2 separate regions of the Homo sapiens genome follow, and region 1 is linked to region 2. The links are chromatin contacts, found by Hi-C or POLR2A ChIA-PET in ENCODE. All regions are on one chromosome and are shown on one strand. The core of a region is the stretch at or near the end of the contact, and the rest is flanking DNA. Distances in the headings are between cores, read along the strand shown.

Region 1 (5,841 bases), core at 2,270-4,769, 1.3 Mb after region 2:
GGTGGGGGTGAGGAGGTGGTGGTGGGCAGCAATTGCAGAGGCCAGAGATCTTGGCTGTGTTCTACCTGCCACGCTGGGAATGCTAAGTACTTCTCAAGCCTTCAAGCAACTGAGACTTTCTGCTCGGGGAATCCCCAAGGATTTGGGGAGGCTGGAATTGAGCAAGCTCTTGAATGCATGCATGGATTCATGCAGTCACTCACTCCACAAATATTCACGTGCTTTGGGCCAGAATGATTTCGGCAGGAATATCTTGTCCTACATGCTATTGCCATGTTCTCTGAGGACCCGCGGCTTCGCATGTGTAAATCTCCCTCCAGAGTACTCGGCAGATTCCCGAAGCTGACTGAGGCTCAGGGAGTGTCAGTCCCTTGCCACAGGTCACATAGTACTGAATGGAAGATATGGGACCTCAGAACCAAGAGGCTTTGACTCATTTGTCCCTCTTTCTGTCTGTTTTGCCATCAGCCAGGAGATAGTCGTTGAGTTGTTTCTATTTGCCAGGCATCGAGCTGTGTTCTCGGGTTTCATTGTTGTTGTTTTCATTTTGAGTGTGTTTGTTTTGTTTTACTTTTAGGAGCAATCACAGTGCTCCTGTTGCTGAATGGTGGCTGATGTCTGTTGCATGCCAAGCACTGCGCAGGGTGCTGGTCACAGTTTGCTCCAGGGATTCCTCCCAGTCCCGCTGTAAAGAGGAGGAAACTGATGCTCAGAGACTTGGACCTTTCTGAACATCATGAAGCTAGGGATTTCAGTCCCAGCCTCTCTCTCGAGAGCCCTAACTTAGCCACTATACCTCACTGCCTCTCTGTGACCAGGGTTGAGTCCTGGTCCTCAAATGAAGCCCGATTTGCCAGAACCTTCTTTTGAGGCCTTACCTGGTCTTCAGTTTTACCACGTGTTAATTGGGGGCAGGGCAGCCAGTCCATCCTCTTCTGCAGAAATCACCCTGTCCAGGAGATGGGTGCTTCTTCAGGACACTACCTGGCTAAGAACACTGCATTAACAGGAGATAGAGATCCAGTGTGTGTGAACCTTGTGAAAACATCTCTGTCTGTTCCTCCAATCTCCCCCTTCTGTCTTATCATGCAGGGCAAGCTCAGGTTGTTGTCCTGTCTCTGTTGGGAGGACCCTTGAGTGGTATCTCCTATGCCCAAGCAGACCTGCAGAGAACCCTGTCCAAACTGATGGTCATCTGAGACATGGAACTTCATGATAGGAAGGTGTCTTGGAGGATAACTAGCAAGTCTTTCACTTTATAGAGGGGGAAACTGAGTCCTCAGCGATCAGCCACATAGATTCTGTGTTGTAGAGACCTGAGGATGTGTCTCATCTCCTTATCTGAACAGCAAGTTCCCATGCTGCGAACGTCTCACCCTGACCCTCACCGTATTTTTTAGGAAGTGAATGGGGCTTTGAGAAGGACAACCTCACTGTTTTGCCCATTTCTGAGATGGAAAATCAAGGAACATTGCCCCATCTCCACCCCGGGAATCTATATGCCCCTCCCATAGGCAAGATGGAAGCTAGACCAGAATGTGCAGCTTGTGCTTCTTGCGGGAATGGTGAGGACAGATGAGGGCAGGGAGACAGCATTCCTAAACCCAGCCTTTTGACCCAAGAGGCAGGGACTCCAAGGCTGTAGAATGGGAGGAATTGTGGGAGGAAAAGCACTGGGCAGAAGGTCTCAGTCAAATGCACCTGCAGTTATTAGCTATGTGACTTGGGCATAATGCCACCTGTGAGCCCCCATTTTCCTCACTAGGACAGTGAACTCACCAATAGGTTTGAGTTGTTGCCCTCCCAGAACTGTTGCATGAATTGAATGAGGTGCCTTGCTTAACTGTACTGAATACTGGGGAAGCCTGCTTAAATGGATGACAGGCTTTTTATCATTAGCAAGCTGCCGCACTCCCCACTCATCACTCCAAGGCAGACCATTGCATTTTCTTTCATTCTGATAAACTCCTTGAGTTGAACAGAAATCAGACTCCCCGTAACTTCTGCTCCACAGTTTAAAACAGCCCACCATGAAGCCTTATGTCCTTCAGGACATTCTGCCCTGTTCACTTGGATTTCTCTCCTCCCTGCAAAGCATCATCAGCTTCCTCCTCTGACCCATGTTTTGCACTTCCTTGCTTGTCACTCCTCTTTAAACACTTGTCCAAACTGTTTGTGGCCCGTCCTGTATTACGCCCAGGGCAGATGCAGTAGCCCAGCCCAAGCAGCAGAGACCATGGCCTCCCTGATGTGGGGTCTGTGCCTCTTCTCCAGGCAAGTGGCTGTGACAGTCTAACTTTATGGAAGGGTGAACTCAATGACATTGGCTGAACTGCTGGTGAACACGGGAAAAGCCCTTCTGGACCTCTTATCTCTCTCTCCTGGCCAGAGGAAAACCATGTCCCATTTGTCCTGTTTGAGCACTATCAGGCCTATAGCCATAATCTTTTACACCGTAACATAACTTTGCCAATGCCAATATTATATGCCCTTTTTTTTTTTCTAGAAAAACTTAATTGGGATTTTAAATGCATTTGGGGGATGGGCTGCGTTTCTGTTTGCCTCTAAAAACAATGAGAAGGCAAACAAAGTATGATCCTATCGCCAGAAAAATGGAGCCAAATCTGAAATTAATTTACAAAGTCATTAGTATTTTCCATTTGTGACCCCCAAAATGAATGTAGGTGTAGTTCCTTGCAATTAACTGCAAATTAGGAAAGGGTTGGGAGGATGTTTCAGGGACCAACACACAGAACTGTAGCAGAAGCAGATGGGGGAATGGAACCAAGAATTGCCTTGGTTTTCACTCAAGGCCGTGGTTTGGGAGAGTAGTGCCGACTCAAATATTCCCCAGAAGAGAGCACTTTTTCAACAGTCTGAAAAGTGGCAGGGACCTTTGGAATGATCTGTTTTAACCTTTTCATTTTCTGAATGAGGCAACTGAGAGATTCAGGAAGGGTAAGCGACTTGCCTAAAGTCACATAGCCAGGAAGGTCAGAACCAGGACCAGAGCTCTGCTTCTGACTCCCTGGCCAGTGCTCCAGCTGCCACTGCCCCCCTCTCTCCTGGGTGCTTGTCTGCTTGTGCCTTTAATGTTCAGCACTTGAGATATTTTCACGTTTAGCACCTTCACGTTTAGCAGTACTCCTCATTAGAGGAAAATGGGATGATGTGGGCAGAGTCACCCACAGAGTCACTCCAGGTTTCAGATGTGCTGGTGCTTACCGAGTGCCACAGGGAGAAAGTGGTGGTTTCTCCCTTCCCTTAAGAAACCTGGTTATTTCCAAGGCTCAACCCCTGCAACGCCCCACCAAGCCAGTCACCCACCACTGCACATTGAGAATCTGCTGCTCTGTGAATGAAATTGGCCTGGGGTTAATGAGTGGTGAATGTGTGTCAGTGTTTGGTATTTGCAGCAGGAGCTCTTCTGCGATTCCCTAAGCTCAGATGAACGGGGCCTTTAAGATGCCATCCAGCCATCGGAGAGATGCAGGAAAGGCCTTTTGAAATGCTGTTTCCCCTGACCTATTTGAGGTGAGGCCCTGTGATGTCATTTCCCCAGTGGTGTGTGTGAGAGAGCAAGCAGCACTAAGAAAAGCCACTGCTGAGAGTTCACAGTCCTTGCTTCAGTGTTGTCTTACGCTCGGGGTGCCTTAAAGGGCTTACAGCGACCCTACCTCCAGCTTCTCCAGCTCCCTTTCCTTGGCAAACACTTGACCCATCCCAGCCCCTTGGGCTTTCTTTCCTCCTCCTCTGCTACCACATACTGTGGGTGTTGGGAAATTACTAAAGGCGCGACTCTGGCTCTCAAAGACTCTGAAGTCCAGGATCGAGAAGAACTGTGTTTACACGGAGTTGTCAAGGATCATTCTGCCAATGATAACCTATTATCGTGCAACTCTGTGCCAGGTCCTGCTCTGGGAGCTTTATGTGTGCTGTTGCCCCTCACACTCACGGCAGAGGTGAGACAGAATGCTGAGAGATTTCTGCAGACAAGGAATCTGAGGTTTAAAGAGGCAATGTTTGATGAGCCACTGAGGGGTGGGGCTGGGATTGGAACCGAAGCTGGCTGCCCTTCAGCCCCCAGGGTCCTGCTGGGGAGATGTACCCAGGGGGTCCTGTGCTGGGAGAGTGGAAGCAGGGGTGTCACTGGGGGCTTTGTCCTGGGAGCTGGGCAGGTGCTAGGGACAGAGCTGGCCTGGTTTTGGAGCCACAGGAGAGAAGATGGCCGGGAAGAGCTGTGTTTGGAAGGTTCCTTTCTGTGCCAGGGGTCAGCAATCTGGGTTCTAGCACTGAGAGGGGCAAAACGTGGGTTTGTAGGGGAGAGAGGGTGACCCCCAGTGAGGGTAAGAAAGATAAGCTCCAGTGAGCTCTTCTCACCCTGGGTCCCAGCCTGTACCAAAAATCCAGGGGCAGCCCCCGGGCCCAGCCTGCCCCCTTCACAGTCCCCTGACTGCTTGAGGCTGTGGGCCAGTGGCTTTGCCCCTTGGAAGCTTGGTTTCCTCATCTGGGACAGAAAGGGGTCAAAACACCCTTTTTCATTGTTAAGATTAGATAATTTGAGAGCCAAAACTTCTTGCAGGGTGCCTGGTACCAAGTAGGCCCTCTCTAAATAAATAAATGATAGTTTTCATTTTCCCTTCCACTTAATTGTTTTTTTTTAAAAAAAACTTTTCTTCCCTGTAATAACAAATTTCAGAAGACAAGTTAATACATTGCTGTGTATACTCTCAGGCCAAGAATTTCCTCAGTGTTTACATACCAGAGCAGTACTTTGAACTTTGATTTTCTCCTCTGCCTCTGTGCTGGTTCAGACACCCTCTCTAAGATGCCAGAAGCATTGCCCTGCCTTGGCCTGTTGGTGGTGGGGTATGTGTGTGTGTTTTCATCGTATTATAAAAACGTGAAACATTTGAATTACGGGCAAGTGGTATTCTACCAGATTTAATAAACGTTAATATTTTCCATATTCACATCAGGTATTTGTAACATCTCTTTCTTTACTAAAAATAAAAACCTTCTGCTGAAGACCTCCTGTTACTCCAACCCCTTCCCCCTTCTTCTCGCTCCCGTTTCACAGGTGTTTACTCTCTTTTAAATTGGTGTGTGTCCTTCCCAGCTAGAATTTTGTAGTGTATTATTTGTAAAGCCAAATAACCCCACTGCAATGTGTTTGAACCACCAAAGCAAATGATCACCTTTTGGGAAAAGAAGGCTGAATATCCAAGGCCAGATCAGTGATTCAAGATCACAGAACAAACCTAACTGCTCTCAAATTGAAATCTCAAAATTATAAATTCATTGCCTTTGACTTAAAACTTGGAACTTTCAACCCTGCATAATTGCAGATACATTAAAGATTGTGCCATCTTGAGCTCCCAGGGTCATCTGAACCTTTCATGTGAGGAAACACATCCCAGAGTCAGTCATTCTTTTTTTTTTTTTTTTCTTTTCGAGTTGGAGTCTTGCTCTGTCACCCAGGCTGGAGTGCAGTGGTGCAATCTCGGCTCACTGCAACCTCCGCCTTCCGGATTCAAGCAATTCTGCTTCAGCCTCCTGAGTAGCTGGTATTACAGGCGTGCACCACCACACCTGGCTAATTTTTGTATTTTTTAGTAGAGACAGGGTTTCGCCATGTTGGCCAGGCTGGTCTCGAACTCCTGACCTCAGGTGATCTGCCCACCTCAGCCTCCCAAAGTACTGGGATTATAGGCATGAGCCACTGCACCCGGCCCAGAGTCAGTTATTCTTAGAGCAGGTGTTTTGGCTTTTGTCTTTAATGCTTCCCTCCCCACTTTAACATAACTGTAATATATAATTATTGTGGAAAATTTAGAACAC
Region 2 (5,514 bases), core at 2,901-5,400:
TTCAACTTTTTATTGGAAATGTAAATTGATAAAGCTTTATGTAAGGCTAACAGACAGTACCAAGTAAAAAAAAAATTTTTTGGGGGGGTCACCCAGGCTGGAGTGCAGTTGCACAATCTTGGCTCCACTACAGCTGACAGCTCACTGCACGACTTCCCAGGTTGAAGCAATTCTCGTGCCTTAGGCTCCTGAGTAGCTGGAATTACAAGCACACACCACCATGCAGAGCTAATTTGCTATGTTGGCCAGGCTGGTCTCAAACTTCTGGACTCAAACAATCCACCTGCCTTGTCCTCCGAAGTGCTGGGATTACAGGTGTGAACCACCATGCCTGATGCTACAGTTGTGGGAAAAAAAATTTTTTTTTTAATTTTTCAGAGTTGCAAGATGAGTGAGTCCAGTTAAAGCTGAATTGATCTCATACCTGTCACTATGAGAGAAGAGAGACAGACCCTCTCATATTGTTTTATATTGTTTTATACTCAGAAAAGGATAGAGAAGCAAAACTAAAGGCAGGTAGCCTGGCACCTAGGAACCAGACCCAAAACCTAGGAACCAGACCCGAAACCAGGCCTGGGCCTGCCTGACCTAAGCCTAAAATTCGACCCCTGACCTAGCAACTGATGTTATCTATAGATTATAGAAAGACATTGTAAAACTTCCCGGTCTGTTCTGTTTCACTCTGACCACTGGTGCATGCAGCCCCTGTCACGTACCCCCTGCTTGCTCAATTGATCACAACCCTCTCACGCGGACCCCCTTAGAGTTGTGAGCTCTTAAAAGGGACAGGAATTGCTCACTCAGGGAGTTCGGCTCTTGAGACAGGAGTCCTGCCGATGCTCCTGGCCGAATAAACCTCTTCCTTCTTTAACTCGGTGTCTGAGGAGTTTTGTCTGTGGCTTGTCCTGCTACAACGAAAGTGAAGAGGGAAAAATATAGTAAAGAATCAAAATCATCTAAAATATCTATGTGTGTGTATATATGTATCTATTTGTGTGTGTGTGTGTGTGTGCGTGTGTGTGTATATATATATATATATATATATATATGTATATATGTTTTTTTTTTAAGACAGGGTCTCACTCTCTTGCCCAGGCTGGAGTGCAGTGGCTCAATCTTGGCTCACTACAGCCTCAACCTCCCCAGGCTCAGGTGATCCTCCCACCTCAGTCTCCCTGGTAGCTGGGACAACAGGCATGTGCCATCACGCCAGGTTAATTTTTTTTACTTTTTGTAGAGACGGAGTTTTGCCATGTCACCCAGGCTAAAAATATCTGGATATTTAATATCATGTAGAAATTGACTGATTTTTCTTTCACTTTTTGTCCAGATATCAAATGGAGACAGATTGAAGTTCACCTCTCATGTCACTGATTTTAATACACTTAAATAATTGTGTCCTTTGTTAATATTTTCTATTGAGCAGAGTCCATTTCAATAAGAAAGGCTCTCCTTTTTGGCACTGGCTTTTTTCCTTGATCACAAAACTATTATATGCTTAATATGAAAAAAAGGAAAAACATTGAAAGCTACTAAGAAAAAAAAGTAATCCTATCATCAAAAGTAAATACTGCTCACATTTTTTAGATGTTTTTCCTTTTGCATATAGGTGTTCAAGGAACTGGGTTAATACTGTGCATACAGTTTTGTGTCTTTGTTTTTTTCAATTAACATTTTATTGTAAGCATTTCTACATATCATCACAGATTCCTTAAAAATGTTTATTGTGTCATGACAATATTCCAAAGTATGGATATACTATAATTTATCCTTCTATTATAGGAAATTTAGCTTATTTTCTTTCTTTTTTTTTTACTATTATACTTAACCCTGTGAAGAACATTCTTATATATAATTCTTTGCTTCCATCTTTGATTATGCCCCTAGGATATATTCTAAGGAGTGGAACTACAGGACTGTGTAGGTTATTTTTCACTCCTGCCCCCACCCCTACCGCAATCTCTGTCTTTCTTCATTCCAAAGAATTGCATCTCCAGCATTCCTTGCCCCTTGGCTTCCTTGGGATTTATTCAGGGGTGGCACCAGCCGGAGATCACGTATGCTAGAAGAGAGAGAAGTCAGGGTATTTCCTCCTTACTCTCTTCCTGCTTTGAGCCAGCTAGCTGCTTACCCCTCCCCACCCCCAACCTAGTCTCCTTTCTTGGGGTTGGATCCCTCCTCCACCATTCCCTGCTCTTACTGGATTCTGTAAGATTATTTCCTCCCTCTGTTCCTTTATCCCTAGGATAAGGAAATGTTGCTTCCCACTGTTGCTTTTCTCTTGGTGCCTTAACATCCCTGTTTACCCCTTAGCCCAGCCTACCTGTCTGTAAGTAGTTCTTTTATTAAAGTCTCTTCATTGCCAGGCACAATGCTCACACCTGTAATCCCAGCACTTTGGGAGACCAAGACAGGCGGATCACTTGAGGTCAGGAGTTTGAGACCAGCCTGGCCAACATGGTGAAACCCCCTTTCTGCTAAAAATACAAAAATTATCCTGGGGGTGGTGGTGGGTGCCTGTAAACCCAGCTACTCAGGAAGCTGAGGCAGGAGAATCGCTTGAACCCGGGAGGCAGAAGTTGCAGTGAGCCTAGGTTGTGCCACTGCACTCCAGCCTGGGTAATGGAGTGAGAGCCTGTCCCCCAACAAAAAAAAAAAAAAAAAGAGTCTCTTCATTTGAACCATCCTGACTCAAATCGTTTTCCTTTTTCTTTTTTTTTTTTCTTTTGACAGGCTCACTGCAACCTCTGTGTCCTGGGTTTAAGTGATCCTTCCACCTCAGCCTCCCGAGTAGCTGAGACTACAGGTGTGTGCCACCATGCCTGGCTAATTTTTGTATTTTTAGTAGAGATGGGTTTTTACCATGTGATATAGTTAGGCTTTGTGTCCCTACCCAAATCTCATCTTGAATTGTAATCCCCATAATCCCCATGTGTCAAGGGAGAGACCAGGTGGAGGTTAATTGAATCATGGGGGCAGTTTCCCACCTGCTATTCTCGTGATAGTGAGTTCTCACGAGATCTGATGGTTTTATAAGGGGCTCTTCCCCCGTCACTCAGCACTTCTCCTTCTGCCGCCACATGAAGAAGGTGCCTTGCTTATCCTTTGCCTTATGCCATGATTGTAAGTTTCCTGAGGCCTCCCCAGCCATGCTGAACTGTGAGTCAATTAAACCTCTTTCCTTTATAAATTACCCAGTCTTGGGCAGTTCTTTATAGCAGTATGAAAACAGACTAATACACCATGTTGCTCAGGCTGGTCCTGAACTCCTGGGCTCAAGCAATTCACTCATCTTGGCCTCCCAGAGTGCTGGGATTGTAGGCATGAGCCACTGCTCCTGGCTGAAATCCTTTTTCTTTTGGGATCCTGACAGACACAGCATTAAAGAGTACTTTTGAAATACATTTTAAAATACATTCTTGATAGATACTGTCAAATTGTATTGCAGAAAGGTCATATCAGTTTACACTCCCATTAGTAGAGTATGAAAGCCTGATGAGATGGGCTCTTGAGGTTGCAATAAACTTTTGAAGGCACTCAGTTTCCTGTTTGTTATCTAGTGCCTTCCGCTCTGATGTCACTCATATACAGAAGGTTCGGCATGGGCCATCTAAAGAAAAGTCATTCATGACACAGGTGAAAATATTGAGATAAGCAGTATTATATTATTTACAAACCTGAAATTCTAAGTGCAAGAAGAGACCCTGGATTGTGTTGTGAAAACAAGTCTTTTTGATTGATGTATAGGGAAGAACACATTCTGGCTGGGCATACAAATAGTGTGGTGTGGCTAGGGAATGTCAGCTCACATGCAGGTTACAGCATAAACATTAACCTAGGAAACCAATGGGGATGCAGTGCTGTTACCCTTAAGGTCTTAGTACTCATGTTGTGGAAGAATTCCTACTTCATCTTCCTAGTCCTGACTTTAAGAGAACAGTTTTTAGGTACATGGATTATGAGAAGCAGAAAGAATCCACAAAGACATCTTTGTGGACATTCCCTGCTTCTACTCAAATGAGAGGTAACCACTGGCATTTTAATCAATGATTGCTAGGACGGGGCTGAGATTTTAGCTAAGTGATTCCCATGTTTATCCTATAGCTGACTGGTAACACAGGTAGAAACATTGTGCTTTTCCATTTTCTTACAAAATAACGAGACACCTAGTGGGCACAACATGAAAATACCGTCATGGGAGTTGGTGAATTCAGTCAATACCCAGGTGAATGATATTTAGTAACTGCTCCAATGTTTAATTCTACAAAAGTAGTTTGGGCCAGGCATGGAGGCTCATGCCTGTAATTCCAGCACTTTAGGAGGCTTAGGCTGGTGGATTGCCTGAGCTCAGGAATTCAAGGCCAGCCTAGGCAACATGACGAAACCCTGTCTCTATAAAAAATGCAAAAATGTGTTGGGCGTGGTGACTTGCGCCTGTAGTCCCAACTACCTGGGAGGCTGAGGTGGGAGGATCACCTGAGCCTGGGGAAGTTGAGGCTGCAGTGAGCCTAGATCACACCACTGCACTCCAGTCTGGGTGACAAAGCGAGACCTAGTCCTCTTAGAGAAATACCCAGGTCCAGAAATCAGACCAACCATTGACTCATACTGGATAATTAAAATATACTTATTGTCATATATTTTAAAGCACTCATAGTTTTCAAAGTTCTTTCAACACAAAGTTTCTTTCCATAACACTAAGAACATACAATAGTCTCCCCCACTGGGCTGTGGGCTCCCTTAGAAAAGGGGCCACACCAGTTTCCTCCCAGCACAAGCCTAGTGTGTAGTACATAAAGAATACATAAAGAATAGGGGCTTTGGTAGCCCCTATTTGGTAGTTTGATGACTGAACTACCCTAGCAAGTGGGATAATTTCTGTTTTTTTTCTAGGTGAGAAAACAAAAAATCAGGCCGGGCACAGTGGCTCATGCCTGTAATCTCAGCACTTTGGGAATCTGAGGTCGATGGATCACTTGAGGCCGGAAGTTCGAGACCAGCCTGGCCAAGAGAGCGAAACCTCGTCTCTACTAAAAATATAAAAATTAGCCAGGCATGGTGATGCATGCCTGTAATGCTAGCTACTCAAGAGGCTGAGACATGAGAATCACTTGAACCTGGGAGGCAGAGGTTGCAGTGAGCCAAGATTGCGCCACTGCACTCCAGCCTGGGCCACAGAGCGAGACTCTGTCTCAAAAAACAAAACCAAAAAACAAAGAGTAGAGAGAGTTGTCCTCCAGTTAAATAAGTATAAAAGCCAACCATGAACCACACCCTATATACCTTGACCTTTGCCCATGCCCAAACAGACCTTTTGGGAAAGCCTCCTTGCTGACATAAATGCCTACTGGCCTTCCCCTCTGTTTTGAGTTACCAGCATCCATCTTTATTCCATCACCAGGGACCCTTTTGGAAGGTCATAGTATCTAAGTCAGGAGTGATCAATCCACGAACCAAGTGAGGCCCCAGTGGGAGGCCTTCCTCAGAGGATCTTCCATGTTAGATCACCTGATA

Evidence for each region. A loop is a pair of places that touch in the nucleus more often than their neighbours do. ChIA-PET counts read pairs that join two places held with the same protein, here RNA polymerase II (POLR2A).
Region 1: a loop to region 2 is called in a map of heart right ventricle, with 24 times the contacts of the local background. The contact joins two enhancer-like sites. A Hi-C loop is called at or near these places in 1 of 168 maps with a recorded cell type or tissue (heart right ventricle). POLR2A ChIA-PET finds 5 or more read pairs at or near these places in 2 of 52 experiments (PC-3 and activated naive CD4-positive, alpha-beta T cell).

The regions. Positions count from the first base shown.
Region 1 is chr15:67,130,897-67,136,737 of GRCh38, forward strand. The region is part of intron 1 of SMAD3 (SMAD family member 3); the gene reads left to right. Among named protein-coding and RNA genes, the nearest start is that of SMAD3-AS1, 13 kb to the right of the region's middle. RefSeq lists an enhancer at 4,685-4,829 and a cis regulatory region at 4,752-4,763. Within about 2 kb of position 3,520, at least 22 of the 41 ENCODE cell types and tissues checked have a DNase peak (open chromatin) inside an H3K27ac peak, as active enhancers do.
Region 2 is chr15:65,825,206-65,830,719 of GRCh38, forward strand. All of the region lies in intron 1 of LOC105370866 (a long non-coding RNA gene), which reads left to right. Among named protein-coding and RNA genes, the nearest start is that of DENND4A, 36 kb to the left of the region's middle. Within about 2 kb of position 4,151, at least 3 of the 41 ENCODE cell types and tissues checked have a DNase peak (open chromatin) inside an H3K27ac peak, as active enhancers do.